Regions from separate parts of the Homo sapiens genome. Here region 1 is linked to region 2. Evidence: read pairs that join two places in POLR2A ChIA-PET (ENCODE). Cell type or tissue: Panc1. All regions are shown on one strand. Links, peaks and the distances in the headings refer to the core of each region. The heading gives the core; the rest is flanking DNA. Region 1 holds the start of EPB42 (erythrocyte membrane protein band 4.2). Region 2 overlaps MAPDA (N6-Methyl-AMP deaminase).

Region 1 (8,442 bases), core at 1-8,000, 110 kb before region 2:
GTTTAAAAGTGTGTAGCACCTCCTCCTTCACTCTCTCTCTCTCTTTCCCACCAGCCATGTGAAGATGTGCTTGCTTCCCCTTCACATTCTGCCATGATTGTAAGTTTCCTGAGGCCTCCCCAGGAGCAGAAGCTTGTATAGCCCGCAGAACCATGAGCCAGTTAAACTTCTTTTCTTTATAAATTACCCCATCTCAGGTATGTCTTTATAGCAGTGTGAGAACCGACTAATACAAGAGGGAAGAAAAAAACAAGGAGTAGAGAAGTCAAAAGATATGTTCAGCAAGCGCAAGATAAGGAACAATGCTGGAAAAAAAGTTGGTTTTTTTGTTTTGTTTTGTTTTTGCAGCAAAGGAATTGTGTACTTTTTGTTCCTTTAATAGCAGAAGGCCATTGGGAATCTCCTTGGTCTGAAAGGCAGCCTGCAGTTTTTGCACTGGCTCAACTGCCACAAGAGAGAAACTATGGCTTTTGCTCACAGGTATGAAATGAGGTCTAACCCACTTCAGGGAAGTGATATGACCCTGATAGCAAGGTCCTTTAGACTACAAGACGGATCTTGTCAAATTCAGGATACTCCTACTTCAAATTTTCCTCAATTCCCAGTCTCTCTGACTTAGAGCTGAAGAGTAGAGGGGAAGGATGTTCTACTTTTCTTTCACTGGTGATGGGGATGATAGAAGATGCCAATGATGTCTATTTAGGGCAAAAGAACTGACATTATTGAATATGAAGAAATGTGAAAGTGTGCAGAGGAGGGAAGGAACCTCTCTGTGTCTGGTCCTCATGTCCCTGGGTGCCCCTTGCATCCTTGTATCCCCCTCCTCCACTTGGCTTGGTCAGGCCATGGCTATAGATAAAGTAGCCATGGGGAGGCTGGGATTTGTAAACTGAAGTACAGCAGCACTCAGAAACCAAAAACGATTCCTCTTTCTGCTTAGCACAAAGCTCGTGCTGGGGCCCAGGGTAAGCCCTGCCTCTGCAGACTGGTTGAGTTGGATTGGATGGTGGAATGCCTTAGTCACATCCTAAGTCATATGACTTGAGCCTCCGTGTATCCGAACCCACGTAATGACCATAGTGTTACGGCAAGAGTCACTAGAATTCATTTGGATTCTTGTTCTGTCTAGAAGGCTCCCACCATCTCTTCTCTACCTGGCAGATGTCTACTCATCTTCCAAGATCCAAAGGCACCCACCTCTGTAGCCTTCACTGACTCCTCCTGGCAGAGGTCAGTCCTCTGGACTCCCACAGTACTCTGCTCCACTTTCTTCAGCACTTATCCCATTTGATACCCATCACCTGCTTAGTCCTCTGCTCCCCTTTTCACTGTGAGCTCCCCAAGATACAGTGCTTTCTCATATCTGCATCCTCTGTCCCAGCAGAACTCAATAGATAGCCAATCAGTGTTTGCTCCGTCAATGAATGGATGAGAACATTGAGACGGCCTTAAAGGAGATTTTCTCAGATACATCACAGGGGCCTCAGGCCCCCACCTGTGCTGCCAGACCCTCGCAGGGCCCCTGAGGTTTCTGCATTCTTTAGGTCTGCCTGGTTTCTTGGTTTATCTCTGCCTCTGCCCCTTTTAGGTGGATTCATTGACTCCTGCCTCCCCTTCTCTCCCACTGGGTCTTGAGGCAATGATACCTTCGTGTTTTCTCACCATCTCCTATTTGTACCACAGCCCATGAGAAGTTGTGTTAACCCGGAGATCATGTGGAATGCTCTTCAGAGGTGCACAATACCCCACCCTCCTCCCTCTCTGCCTTTCACAATACCCCAGAGCTGCCTCAGATGTGCCCCTCAAGCAGTTCTGTGTTTAACGACTGGCTGGGGGGAGGGGGCGGTGAGGGGAAAGGGCGTACTGAGTTACAGCATTTGCCAAGTTCTGTTGTGTAAACTACGCCCCCTGTGGCCAGTCTGAAGCTACTGAGGTGATGTCAGCAAGCGCAGAGCTGTGAAGAGGCGCGGACTGGCACATCATCATGTGGTTTTTCCAGCACAGAGATACAGGAGACATAAACGCCCTCAAGAACATAAAGGTAAAAAGGAGTAAAATACGTAGGAAGTGATGAGTTTAGAGTACTTATTATCTTTCTTTTTAATATAAATTTTTTACTTGTAAGTTTATACAATTTAATTTTTAATAATGCCTGTGTTTAAGAACTGGTTCACAAGGTTCCTCAAAATTTAGCAATTGGCTCTTGCAAGTCAGCACAAGCCAGCTCCAGCCACTGCAGCATGTCATGAGTTCATACTCAGTGATTCTCATCTGGTGGCTACTGGGCCCTCTGCCACCCACTGCCTGGAAAGAATTTAGTGCCCAGGGGCATCCTCTGGTTTGGGACTAGACTAAACAATCTCCTGATATCTTTGTGTTTCTCTGATTGAGTAGATTTTAATTTGTCTGGTCTCTACAGAATAAAAAGAACGATTTGGCCAGGCGCAGTGGCTCACGCCTGTAATCCCAGAACTTTGGGAGGCCGAGGCGGAGGATCACGAGGTCAAGAGATCGAGACCATCCTGGCCAACAAGGTGAAACTCCGTCTCTACTAAAAATACAAAAAATTAGCCGGGCATGGTGGTGGGTGCCTGTAGTCCCAGCTACTCAGAAGGCTGAGGCAGGAGAATCACTTGAACCCAGGAGGCGGAGGTTGCAGTGAGCCGAGATTGCGCCACTGAACTCTAGCCTGGTGACAGAGAGAGACTCCGTTTAAAAAAAAAAAAAAAAAGGACAATTTATTGGTGTCTGCCCTATTTTCACAAGACGTGGCTGAGATTATTGACTTAATTCACCCAGAGTTCTTTTTCTTCCCTTCTCAGCTGTTGGTCTCAGCGTCAGTTGCCCTCCGCACACCAGACCAACCAGGGCAGGGGAGTGAGGCAGTTTCTATAGCAACAGAACCACAGCTGCACCCCACTGTCCCCACACCTCTGCACCATTTCCCTCTGCCTACCCGCTTGCTTCTCCCAGGACACAAAACAGCCAGGCAATTCCCAGGCCAGGATATAATAATTCCTGCCAAGAGTGCTGCGACTCTGACCACCTGTGTTGGTTTCTTGCTTTGTGTCTGCCTCTGCCCCTTTTAGGTGGATTCCCTGACTCCCTCCTCTCCTTCTCTCCCATTTGGTGTAGAAGCTGTGACACCTTCATGCTACCCAGGGTGTCTCTCATTTGTATCAGTAAGCTGTGAACACTTATGCTATGATGACCTTGGGATAAGAATATAAATCCATGTTAACCACCATCACCATCTCACCATCATACAACTATCATGACCAGTTTACCCCAACATGCTACCCCATAACCACCCCACAGCAACATCACCATCACCTCCGCCTCCGCCTCCACCAGCACCCATCATCACACCACGCTCCACAGCCAGCTCACTATCACCTCTACCAGCACCCACCTACCACACCCCCCCCCCACAGCCACCTCATTATCACCAGTACCCCCTCCCCCACCATAGTTATACCACCATCTCCCCGCCTACCATCCATCCCACTTCCTTTAATGAAAACAGGTGATGCTGCGGGGGCTGCATACAGTCCAGCAAGCCCTGTCGAGCGCTGGCTTGGCTCACCCTGTCCCATGGTTGCAGGCCGCTCCTCTTATCCACTTGGCCGCAGAAAGCGCCTCTCTCAAACTGTTGCTTCTGGGCTCCTTCTGGGCTTTCTGTCTTCCAGACAGAAAATATGAAGGCACTTTTGTTGGCTTAAGAATCTGGAAATAGCAAAACCTCCCCCCACTACTCCTGTGAGCACCCTGACATGTTTCTTCTCTCCTACTCCCTCTCTGCTGGTATCTCCTGGACCAGTTACTGGGAGTAACCCTGTTCATTTTATCTCTTGTGCCAGGAGGCCCAGGCAGGAATACGCCTGGCAGCCCTGGGGGAGGGGGTGGGATGGGGAAGACCTGCCAACTAGAGAAGCCTAGAACAAACCTTGAAGCCTCTTGCTTCAGTGGTCTCAAGAGACTCTCAGAGATGTTATCTGGACTGCACTGGAAGACTCTGGAAGAGAGGAGGCCACAAACAGGAGTCCCATATCCAACTCCAAATCTCAGGCCCTAAACGTGACAGGGGCTGCAAGTTGCAAGATGTTCATGGGCTGTTTTGATAATAGAGAGAACACGTGCATCTGCAATTTATCTGTGTGAAAAAGATAAGGAAGTAGAATTTGTTGGTGAAAAATAAATGTATTAAAAGTAGAAGCTGGGGCCCCAACTCTTCCAAGCCTACCTGGTCTGGGACCCTCTACCAGAGAAGGTTGGGAACTATCTTGGGACTCAGGCCCTATGTCTTTTCAATTTTTCTTTCTTTAGTTCCTGAAGAGACAAGAGAAGGATCTCATATTTGGCCCTACCTGGGCTTGTGAAACTGTGTTACCAGAAGCACTTTCAGGGCAGCTGTACTTGCTGCATATACATGAGACGTCTATAGAATGATATAAAACACACTGCCAAAAATATTGGTTGCCTGTGGGGAGGGGATCTGGGCAGTGGGGTAGAAAGGTTATCTTTCTGCTGTTTACTCTTTTATACTTTTAAAACTTTGAACTTTTGAACTCATTTGAAGGATCTTATTATGTAAAAAAAAAAAAAAAAAAAAAAAATGAAACTTCTGCCTTTCACTAGCGCAGTGGCTCATGCCTGTAATCCCAGCACTTTGGGAAGCCAAGTCAGGCGGATCACCTGAGGTCAGGAGTTCGAGACCAGCCTGGCCAATATGGTGAAACCCTCTCTCTACTAAAAATACAAAAATTAGCTGGGCGTGGTGGCAGGCGCCTGTACTCCCAGCTACTCAGGAGGCTAAGGCAGAAGAATTGCTTGAACCTGGGAGGCTGAGGTTGCAGTGAGCCAAGATCGTGCCACTGCACAGCCAGCATGGAGCAAGACTCCATCTCAGAAAAAAAAAAAAAAATCCTTCATAAGAAATGAAGAAGTTAATTTTTCATTATTTGAAGATGTCATTTTTTACCTGGAAAACTTGAATCTACTAACAATGATTATAAAAGGTAATTTAGTGAGCTGGCTAATACCAAAAGTATAGAAGCCAATAGTTTTCATACCTGCAATCAATAACAAGTCAGAAACTGTAATTAAAGACCCAACCTATAATAGCAACAACAACAAAAGGTGAAATTTCTAGAAATAAACTTAAGAAATGTGAAGTGCTGTCAGTAAAACACTTGGAAACGGTATGGAGGGACACCAAATAAGACTTGAGCAGATAAAAAGGAAGATCACCATCCTGTGTAGGACAACTCAACTTTATAAAGCGGTCATTTCTTCCCAAGTTGATCTTAAGTTTAATTCATTCCCAATAAAAACACCAAGATTGTTTTTTGAAACTAGGTAAACTGATTCTAAGGTTCAAAAGGAAATTTCTAAGATAATAATAAAGTGTGACCAGCCTTCCTAGATATGAACACATAATATGATATTACTGTAATTGAAAAGTCCATAGATCAAAATACATGTATTAAATGTATGCTAAATGTGGCACTTCAAATCCATGGGGAAATGAAGGATTTATCAGTAAATGATTTTGGGACAACTAGCTTGTCAAAATACAGTTGGCTTCCTATCTTATGCCACACATCAAAATAAATTTCAGATGGATCAAAACTCTTATTAAATTCTTAAAGTAATAGAAGAAAAAATGAGACACTTCTTCTTAAGTTAACTTGGGAAAACCTTTAAAAATATTATGCAAAACTCAGAAGACAAAAAGAAAATACTGAGAAATTTGATTCCTTAAAAATTTTTAAATGGAAATATTCACAATGTTAAAAGATATGCAGATGGGGCACGGTGGCTCACACCTGTAATCCCAGAACTTTGGGAGGCCGAGGCGGGTGGATCACGAGGTCAGGAGTTTGAGACCAGCCTGGCCAACTTGGTGAAACCCCATGTCTACTAAAAATACAAAAAATTAGCTGAGCGTGGTGGCATGTGCCTGTAATCCCAGCTACTTGGGAGGCTGAGGCAGGAGAATAGCTTGAACCCGGGAGGTTGGAGGTTGCGGTGAGCTGAAACTGGGCCACTGTGCTCCAGCCTGGGCCACAGAGTGAGAATCCGTCTCAAAAACAAAACAAAACAAGATATGCAACAAGTTGGGTAAAATATTTGAAACTCATATCACGAAGGATTAATCTCCTTAATATAAAAGATGCCTATAAATCAATAAGAAAAGAATAACAAACTATTAGAAAAATGAGTAAAGGATATGATAGACAATTCACAGAAAAGGAAATAAAAATGTCTATCAATTCCATGGAAAGATGTTCAGCCTCATTTAATAAAAATGCAAAATAAAAACACCCTGAGATATCATTCTTTCTTCACCTATTAGATTGGCAAAGATAAAAGAGTTTGACAACATTTTGAGTTGGTGATGTTTTAGGAAAATAGTTGCTCTCTTATAATACTAGTGGGAGTGCAAATTTAAATTGGTGCAGCCTCGGCTGGGCGCGGTGGCTCATGCCTGTAATCCCAGCACTTTGGGAGGCAGGTGAATCACTTGAGGTCAGGAGTTCGAAACCAGCCAGGCCAAGATGGTGAAAACCAATCTCTACTAAAAATACAATAATTAGCCAGACATGGTGGTGGGTGCCTGTAATCTCAGCTACTCAGGAGACTGAGACATGAAAATCGCTTGACCTGGTGGGTGGAGGTTGCAGTTAGCCAAGATCATGCCACTGTATTCCAGCCTTGACAACAGAGCAAGACATTGTCTCAAAAAAATAGAAATAAATAAATTAATTAATAAATAATTGGTGCAGCCTCTCCAAATTTGTGCAGCCTCTACGGAGAGTGTTAGTCAGACTGGGTGGCTTAAACAACAGATATTTATGTTTTCACCCTTCTGTAGGATGGAAGTTCAAGATCAGGGCCTTTAGGCTTGGTGTCTGGTGAAGGCTCTCTTCCTCACATGCCCTCTTCCCTGTGTCCACGCGGAAAGAGAAAGATCTCTGGTGTCTTTTCCTTTTCGTCTTCTTATAAGGACATCATTCCTATTGGATTGAAGCCCATTCTTATGACCCCACTTCACCTTTATTACCTTCTTATAGGTCCCATCTCCAAATACAGTCACATTGGGGGTTAGGGCTTCAACATATGAATTTTTGGGGAGGACACAATTCAGTCCAGAACAAAGGGAAATTAAGTGGTTTCTACCAAAACTTTAAATGTCTATACTTTTTGCTGCTCTGCCTATGGATTAGCCATTCTTTATTCCTTTACTTTCTTAATAAACTTGCTCTCACTTAAAAAAAAAAAAGTCTATACTTTTGATTCAGCCATTCTACTTCTAGGTATTTATCATACAAATGATCAAACAGGTGTAAAATGAAATTTATACAAGTATATTCAAGGCATTGATATTTATAATAGCCAAATACTAGAAACTACCTAAACATCCATGCATAAGGTATTAGGTAGATAAATTATGGAACATGCATTCAATAAAATACATAAAGGTGAAAAAGAATGAAGTAGCTCTATATAAAAGGATGTGGAACAATCTCCAAGCTTGATTTGTATGTTTGTTTATTTGTTTTGAGACAGGGTCTTGCTCTGTCACCCAGGCTGGAGTGCAGTGGTGCAATCATGGCTCACTGCAGCCTCAACCCCTGGGCTCAAGTGATCCTCCCACTTCAGCCTCCAGAGTAGCTGGGACTACAGGCATGTGCCACTACATCTGGCTAATTTTTATTTTTTGTAGAGATGGGGTCCCACTATGTTTCCCAGGCTGGTCTTGAACTCCGGTGCTCAAGTGATCCCCCAGCCTTGGCCTCCCAAAGTGTTGGGATCACAGGCATGAGCCACCGCGCCCAGTCCAAGCTGTATTGTTAAGTGGAATAAGCAAGGTAGAGAACAATGTGAATAGTATACTATCTTTGTGTAAAGGGTATGTGTGCGTGGGGAGAATATATATGAATTTGCTTGTGTTTATATAGACTATTTCTAGAAAATTATTGCTTCTAGATAGAGACATCAGTGCCTAGGCACAAGGCTTTTTTCTATATACCCTTTGTATCTTTGTGCCATGAACTTGTATTTATGTGTTAATATTTTTAAAGTAACAAAAACTTTTAGGGGAAAGAAAAGTCTGGCTGAAAGAACTATTTTCACCACAGAGGGCCCCTTACCTAGGAGAGCAATGGGGAGGTTGTGGGCTGGTCTCCCTTTGGGGAATGTGTTCTCCTTCTGGTTCTAGCAAAGAGAATCTTCTCTTTCCCGGTACAGTTCCCATGAGAGCTTCACAGAGATCCAGTCTCTGGCAGTATTTCAGTCGGGGCACTTTCTGAGGTACCGTTAGGAACTGTTAGGAACCGCGTTAGATACTGGTGGTACAGCAGTAAAGCTCTATAGACGCGTCTCTGCCACCAAGGAGCTTCTATTCCAGCAGGGGGAGACAAACAATACTAAGTGCGT
Region 2 (8,492 bases), core at 428-8,427:
TCGTATTTTCCAATGTTTTCTTGTGGAACAAAATGAAATAAGAAAGAAAAGGTTTGGATCAGGATAAAGATTCGGTAATTGAAAAGTGACATTTAGATTTGGTGTTTAAAAGCTCATTAATGGCCTTAGGGAGAGCAGTTTCTGTGGAGCAATAAGGGCAGAATCCATGTTTCAGTGAATAGGAGGTGAGTTAAAGGAGGTATCCAGTCTAAATTATTATACTTTCGAGGAGCTTAACTCAGAAGGAAAAAAGGGTCAGGGCAGTGGCTAAAGAATATTGTGGGATAAAAGAGTCTTTTGTTTTGTTTTCAGGTGGAAGCAAATACTGCACATGCGTGTTGGTCCTGTGAGGGAAACCAGCTAGTGGAGAGGGAGAGGTTGAAGGAACAGAAAAATGAGAAGACAACTCACTGGTAGAGTAACTTGGAATAGATAGAAATGGGATCCTGGGCACGTATTAGTTGTGGGGATAGGAGAATGAATCCTTTATCTGTGACTCCTGATGGGGTAAAAAAAAGATTATGGATAATCATAAGCTCAGGTGTGAGGTAGGGCAGAGAGAAAAAGAAGGAATTTGCACCTGATGGCTTCTGTTTTCTCTGTAAAGTTGGTGACAGAGTTGTCAGTTTAGTGTAAGGCATTCAGATCTGATGGAACATTTGAGCAGTTTGAGAATTGCTTCTGAAGGGATTAGAAGAAGGGCTCACCTATGCCTGCTGGGTCAGTGGATCCTCACCTCTAAAATGAGATTAAGTACTGCTTCGTGAGGTATCTCAGGGTTGATTGAGGGGCAAATAGAAAAAAAAAAAAAGTTGAAGGACTTTGAAAAATACGTAGCACCATAGAAACAAATTTATTTAATGACAGGTTCCTAAAATGTAGGTGTTATGTCAAAAATACTACTTGTTTTGCAAAGACCAGATCAAGAAAAGTAATTAAAGAAGAAAGAGAATGGAGTAAAATTTCTGATTTCGATGCCTTATGATTTAGGCCGGGGGAGGAGGGGCCATTGTTTAAATCTCAGTTTATTCTTATATAAAATGGGGATAATAATATCTCAGGGGTTGTTGTGAGGATTTAAACAAAATAACTATCTAAGACACCACAGTGCCTGGCTCATGGTAAGTGCATAATAAACAGTAACAAATTTTTTTTTATTCTGAGTTCCCTTTTGGGGGAGTAGGTGGGAGCATGAAAAAAGTTCCCTGGGAGACAGGATACTTGCTTCTGGCCCTGCTCTAATATTGATGAAGTATTACTAACGTGGATCTTATCCCAGTGTTTGTTGCCTTCCGTCCCAGAGCAAAACCAGTCCAGAAAAGTTAAATTTGTCATGGCATGCTGTTGTTGGTATCCATGTTTTAGGCAAGGAACAACAATTTTTTTTAATGTGTAAAGATTATGATTGCTTAGTTGCTTTTTAATTTCCATAGGTTAACATTGTAGCCAGTGGGTCAGTAAATTTACTCACAGCTAGTTAAAGGTCAGTCTGGAGGATGGTTTGAATGGGGCACAAATTAAGGTCAGGATCCTGGAGTAAAATTGAAAATCTGGCCGGGCGCAGTGGCTCGCTCCTGTAATCCCAGCTCAGGCTGGTGGATCACTTGAGCCCAGGAGTTTGAGACCAGCCTGGGCAACATGGTGAGACCCCGTCTCTACAAAAAAAATTTTATATAAAATTAGATGGGCATTGTGGTGCATGCCTGTGATCTCTGCTGCTTAGGAGGCTGAAGTGGGAGGATCGCTTGAGTCTGGAAGCTTGAGACTGCAGCAAGCTGTGATCGTGACACTGCACTCCAGCCTGGGCAACAAAGTAAGATCCTGTCTCAAAAGAAAAAAAAAAAAAGGTATGTTTTTCCATTTTAATTAAATCATTTATGTTTTTCGGTAGAGATATTAAATGCCATTGATTAAATAGTCCATCTTTTTCATTTTTTACTATTTATTAAGCACTTACTATGGCATTACTTTGAAATGCCATGTTTATCTCATACTAAGTAGGCCTTTCTATGGATTTCTATGGCTATGTTTAGTCCTATACAAACTACTTTCTTTATTGTACATTTTAATATCTTGGTAACTTATTTAACCCCACTCAGTATCAATTTATTGATTTTCAATACAGTAATATTTCACAAAGTTATTTCAAGGATTAAAGATAACATTATTAAAAGCGCTTGTCACATACCTGTTAGGTTCCAAATACATGGAAACTGTTATTCTTAAACATCATCCTCATTAATACGTGAGAACCCAGAGAGTCAAGGTGGCTAGTTTGAAAATCACTAAATTTCACTTGGAATTTTATCTTCACTTATAAACCACTTTCAGAAGTGAAGGGAAATTATGATTGATTTATCACCTACAGTGTGCTAGGCACTGTGCTAAGTGTTAGAGTGGTGGAATAATTCAAAGGACCTGTCCTCAAGGAACTTACAGTCTGGTGAGAGAGAAAGACAAGTATATCAGTGATTGAGATATCAGTGTGATTAAATGCTGAGTTAAAGGCAGTGACTGGCTCATGTGGGAACATAGATGAGGGGAATTTAAAATACTTTATTAATCGTCACTGCTACTTTGCATTTTTAATCCCATTTTTGTAAATAAAGAAACTGAAGCCATGAAGGTGAGTGACTAAGGCCACACAGCTTCTAACCTGTAGAGCTGGTAAAAGGACAAACCTAGGTCCATCTAATGCCAGCACCTCTGTTCTTCTTTTATATATTTTAAACAATTCAAAATTTAAAATTTTATTTTTGGCCGGGCATGGTGGCTCATGCCTGTAATCCTAGCACTTTGGGAGGCTGAGGCGGGTGGATCACTTGAGGTCAGGAGTTCGAGACCAGCCTGGCCAACATGGTGAGACCCTGTCTCTATTAAAAATACAAAAATTGGCCAGGTGTGGTGGCATGTACCTGTAATCCCAGCTACTTGGGAAGCTGAGGCAGGAGAATCACTTGAACCCAGGAGATAGAGGCTGCAGTGAGCTGAGACCATGCCAGTGTACTCCAGCCTGGGTGACAGAGGGAGACTGTCTCAAAAAAATTATATATATATATATATATATATATATATATTTTATCCAAAGTAGGCCTTATAAAATTTTGAATTTTTGAAGTCGTTGTATAGAAGGTGCCAATAGTTAAGGAATATACTCTACTAAATGTCAGGTTTTAGTACACCTCTTATAAGCTTGAGGTCTTTTCCTGTTTCCAGTTTATGTTGTTTACTAATCGTTTTCCCACCTTAGACACACTTAAGTTAGTTTTAGAGGAGCTTTTGCCTTTTAAAGAAAAAATTAACAAAATCCTGTTTCTTTGCTTTTACATCTGAAAATATTAACATTTGTTAAAATAGGTGAAGCTGAACCCAGATCTACACATACAGCTAATCTTACCAAAATGTGTGGAAGTAAAGCAATCTGAAGGAAATTCAGTACCATACAATTTACTGACTGAAATACATCATATTGCTCATACTAAGAATAAGAGTGGAGAAGAATCATTTTTTTCCTGCTAAAATGATAGAGGCAGAAGAGCAACAGCCTTGCAAGACAGACTTCTATTCTGAATTGCCAAAAGTGGTGAGAATTCAACTACAGAAATCTTGAGTGGTTGCTAATTATAATGACTTTGATGTTGCTTCTTTTCATCAAAGTAAATTTTGGCTGGGCGCAGTGGCTCATGCCTGAAATTCTGGCGCTTTGGGAGGCCAAGGCGGGTGGATTCACCTGAGGTCAGGAGTTTGAGACTAGACTGGCCAACATGGCAAAACCCCATCTCTACTAAAAATACAAAAATTCGCTGGGCTTGGTGGCATGCCTGTAGTCCCAGCTACTCAGGAGGCGGAGGCAGGAGAATCGCTTGAACCCAGGAATCGGAGGTTACAGTGAGCTGAGATCGCACCAGTGTACTCCAGCCTGGGTGACAGAGGGAGACTCCATCTCAAAAAAAGAAAAAGTAAATTTTGTAGGCAAAATTTGTAAACTTTATTATGTAGCTAAATCTAGTAAGCAGTTTGCCTATTGCAAACTACCAACATTAAGTACTTGGTAAGATGCTATGAATCTATTGGATATTTGATAAGTTTTACTGGTTGTATCTCTTAGGAACTTCATGCCCACTTGAATGGATCCATTAGTTCTCATACCATGAAGAAATTAATAGCCCAGAAGCCAGATCTTAAAATCCACGATCAGATGACTGTGATTGACAAGGGAAAGAAAAGAACTTTGGAAGAGTAAGTGTGGGGAGGTTGTGGACATACTCCTTTTTTTCTCTATCAGTATTTTGAGATTGTAAGTAGTATGTAAGAATTCAGATTTTGGTAAACAGAAATAGGGTTGGCATGTGGTGTGGAGCATATATCTTAACATACAACATTTTTTTCCAGCTGTTAGACTGTTGACAGTATTTCTAGTGATTTCTGTTGTTTGTGAAGTTATATTGGGATATTCTTTCTTTTCTTTTTTTGAGACAGGATCTCACTTTGTTGCCTAGACTGGAGTGCAGTGGCGTGACCACAGATCACTGCTGCCTTGACCTCTGGGGCTCAAGCAGTCCTCCTATCTTAGCATCCCAAGTAGCTGGGACCACAGGTGCACGCCACCATGACTGGCTAATGTTTTTTTAATTTTTTTAGAGATGGGGGTCTCCCTATGTTGCCCAGGCTGGTCTCAAACTCCTGGCCTCAAGCTATCCACTCGCCTTGGCTTCTTAAAGTTCTGGGATTACAGGCATGAGCCATTATACCCAGCATGTGATAGTCTTTAGATTTGAAAATATAGGCATATTGAATTTCCCCATGTCAGGTGTGGGTTGGAGAAGGGGTACTATTATTTCCCACTTAAAAATATCAGTAATGTTTTATTTTCTATCATTTGATTATCTTTCCAGATCAATGTAATTTTTGAAACATCTATTCTGTAGTTCTTTGTAAATATAAATATATATTTACTATTAGCCTAAAATTTAATTCATTCAGTTAGTGAGTTTCTTTGATGACTAGATTATGTTAAAACTTTTCATTCATGTTGCAGATGTTTCCAGATGTTTCAAACTATTCATCAGCTTACTAGTAGCCCTGAAGATATTCTAATGGTAAGACATGAAGGAATTTTTAGAATGGTTTAAAAATTATGAAGTAATTTCCTTCCATTATTGCACATGGCCTTTCATTTTTGCTCTCATTAAGAGTGATGAAAAATGTTTTCTCTATTATGGCAACTCTTCAAAACCTATGTAAGTCATTTGCCTAAGAGCTAGTACAGAAAAACTGTGTTTCTTGTAAAAGATATGAGGAAAGAACCATGAAGAGCATCTTCTATAGGATAGAGGATGATATGGAAGAGAAAATTTGGTCCTGTTTTTCATATATAACATACATATATGAAATATTAGGGCTGGGCGTGGTGGCTCACGCCTGTAATCCCAGCACTCTGGGAGGCCGAGGTGGGCGGATCACAAGGTCAGGAGTTGGAGACCATCCTGGCTAACACGGTGAAACCCTGTCTCTACTAAAAATACAAAAAAAAAAAAAATTAGCCGGGCATGGTGGCGGGTGCCTGTAGTCCCAGCTACTCGGGAGGCTGAGGTAGGAGAATGATGTGAACCCGGGAGGTGGAGCTTGCGGAGAGCCGAGATCGCGCCACCGCACTCCAGCCTGGGCAACAGAGCGAGACTCCGTCTCAAAAAAAAAAAAAAAAAAAAAGAGAAGTATTAGACCACAGATGGGGATATCCTTAATAAGGCATTGTCTGTATTACATAGGAGACTTACTGTATGGGTGGACATTATAGAGAAGGAAGAAGTTCAAGAAGAGCTTAGAGAGTAAGTGATTAATCCCTAGGGAAATTGTGCTTTCCCTCTGAGGGCACAAAGGATACCACTGTGTTCTCTTATCTGAAGCTCCATGATACTAGAGTCTGACATGGAAGATTGTCTTCTGTATCATTGATCTGACTAGGATGGCATTTTAAAATGTTCTCTTTCTAAATGGAGAGAAGCAAAATTGTGTCAGTGATCTTAACCAGTAGAAAAAAAATGCAAAGAAAGTATAACCTGTTTCTGGAGAGGTAACTTTTGACTGATCAAGCAAAAATTTTCCTCTTTGGTAAAGACTGATCTTCATGATAAGTGGTAAGTAAATTAAGCACCTTTTAGAGGAGAGGTAACTCTAATAGTTTCATTCAACAAAAGTTGACTGAGTGCCCACAATGTTCCAGGCACTGTGCTAAAGTCTGAGAGAGATTGACACAGTTTCTGCCCCTGAGAAATTTATAATTAGGTTGGAGAGACAGACCCATAAGCAGATACTGCAACATAGTGTGGTAAGCTCTGCATTAGACACACACATAAGGATTTATAGGGAACCAAAAGGGCATTCTCTAAGCAGCGTCTCAAAAGATACCATTGAACATAGCTAAGAATATCCACCACAGGGGCCCTGGTCTCACTTTGTTGATGAGTGTTATAGAGCAAAATGATTAAATTGAAACTTTGACAGTTTAATACTCTATGGGTATATTAATGGCATGCTTGTTGCTACATTCATTTCAAAATGAAAGTTGAAAAGCTTTATTAAATGAAGTGAGAAGATTCTGTGCATTTGACCTAGTGCTACTAGGTGGTTCAGAGGGTGACAATGGGGTGCCCCATATGATAAATGAAACGTCTATGAGGATAAACTAAGAGATTGTAAATGTAGAACTGAGTGTGAGGGAGATCACTTAAAACTCTAGTCAAGGTGACCTGGGTATAATCTCAAAGAGAGGATTGGAGTGTGGCTGAAAAAATGATACTTGTTATTACATGTACCAGACATTATTCTTAGGACTACTTTCAGAAGTAGGTATTTTTATTGTTCCCTTTTTGTAGATGAAAAAATAGGCTTAAAGAGGTTAAGTGTAACTTGCTTAAGATCACACACACAGAGTAAGTGGCAGTACTATCTGGTTGCAGAGCTCATGCTCTTTCCCATTCAAGCTTATACAGTCTTAGAGAGGTTTGAGTAAGTAGGAACTTAACTAATTGTGATGTACTTTGTCTGGAAAAAGAATTTGAATAGATATTCTCAGTCCAGCGCATAGGAGAGGAAAGCCCAAAGAGCTGTTCTCAGTACCTACCGCACTACCTGCTGCACATCACAGAAAGGGCTAAATCTGGCAAACACAGATGTAGACCCCAGGGAAATGTTCTTGGATGTGGGTTAGGGATGGTTCTGTAGGCTTCACTGTGGCCTAGATAAATCTTCCTCCCTTTGTTCTTGCTCCATACTTGTTAGTTTTTCATTGTTCATTTGGTTTTACAGGTACCTAGCCACTCAGAAAGAGGGAGCCTTGGATAGTAGTCACTGAAAAGGACTACTATTTCAAACCCTCACTTCAACCGTATTCCTCGTTGTCAAACAGCTTTCTGCATTAGTCTCATGTGAGCTGGGGTAGCTGAGTGTGGGTCTGTTCTGTTCTGGGGCAGTGACAAGATCCAGATTCCTCAACCTATTAATACAAAGGTGAGGCCACAATTTCATGGTGTCAGTGACAGCAAGAGGGAGTTCCTGGAGTAGCAGTGCCGTGGGGCCAATGCCATTCATGATGGCATGGAGGCTGCAGTATCATGCTCCTTGGAGGAGGCAGCAGTGGTATCTTGCTTGGTCCTGGAGTTTCATGTGATTTAGAATGCAGATGTATTATCTTTGGCTGTGTATTCTCAGAATCTGGGTCTTTAGACCTCTTGATGAAACTGAGCTACCCATTCCACTTACATTATAATAAGTTCATTTTTGTCTTTAGTGGAAAAAGAAAAAAGAAGAGGCCTACAACTTGGATTGCTATGAATTCACCAAGGTAGTGCCATACTGTTAGGCACTGTATGTATGAACAGCCAGCCCCTCTTGCTTTGCCAGGACACTGCACTCACATGCTTGTGTGTGTGTAGTCAAAGCAGATTAAGATTAGGATACCAACTGTAAGGACTAATTACGGCAGTTTGTCACAGCTTCGCCAACCTAGCCTTTTTTTCTTCTAGATTTTTTAGGATTGAAGGCAGAAAGGAAAAACATCCTTCAGGAAATCCTTCAGGAACTTTTGGATTATTGAGATTTGCACTAAATTGGATACAGTTTTACTCATATTTATCACCTACTTTCTTTGCCCTAAGTACTTCTCGAGAAAATTTAACCCTGCCAGAATTTATTGAAAAATGTAACTTATTCCTAAATAACTTGAATAAAAACCTTAAGCCATGACTTCAAATAGCACATCAGTAATACCTAATCATTTTAGCTGTTTATTTCTGTATGTGCATTTCCTAGCAGTCTACACATACAGATGGTTCCAGCTGGTTTTAGTTTTGCACCATTTCTCTATTTTATCAATCTGCTATTATAAATACTAGGAAATAAATGTTTAAAAGGGGGAAAAGAAGCAAAGGGTGTAGCTGATGTGCAGATTGGGATTGAATGTGGGAATGAGGGGTGATGGGAGTGATTGGAAA

The links. ChIA-PET counts read pairs that join two places held together with the same protein. Peaks named below come from ENCODE experiments on the same cell type or tissue, not always from the same donor. Only the 100,000 strongest peaks of a DNase experiment are listed, where the experiment ranks them.
Region 1: POLR2A ChIA-PET joins it to region 2 with 14 read pairs; 3 of 35 experiments call an interaction of 5 or more read pairs at or near these places.

What each region holds. Positions count from the first base shown.
Region 1 is chr15:43,217,230-43,225,671 of GRCh38, forward strand. It overlaps EPB42 (erythrocyte membrane protein band 4.2), which reads right to left and starts at 3,789. Exons shown (of 13, transcript NM_001114134.2): 1 at 3,587-3,789. The coding sequence starts at 3,596. In Panc1, for the core only: no CTCF peak of the experiment used is centred there; no DNase peak of the experiment used is centred there; H3K27me3 peaks cover 283 bases.
Region 2 is chr15:43,331,588-43,340,079 of GRCh38, forward strand. It overlaps MAPDA (N6-Methyl-AMP deaminase), which reads left to right. Exons shown (of 13, transcript NM_001324366.2): 2 at 313-413; 3 at 1,724-1,847; 4 at 3,358-3,583; 5 at 4,109-4,239; 6 at 5,039-5,099. The coding sequence starts at 3,521. Among named protein-coding and RNA genes, the nearest start is that of MAPDA, 5.2 kb to the left of the region's middle. In Panc1, for the core only: no CTCF peak of the experiment used is centred there; no DNase peak of the experiment used is centred there.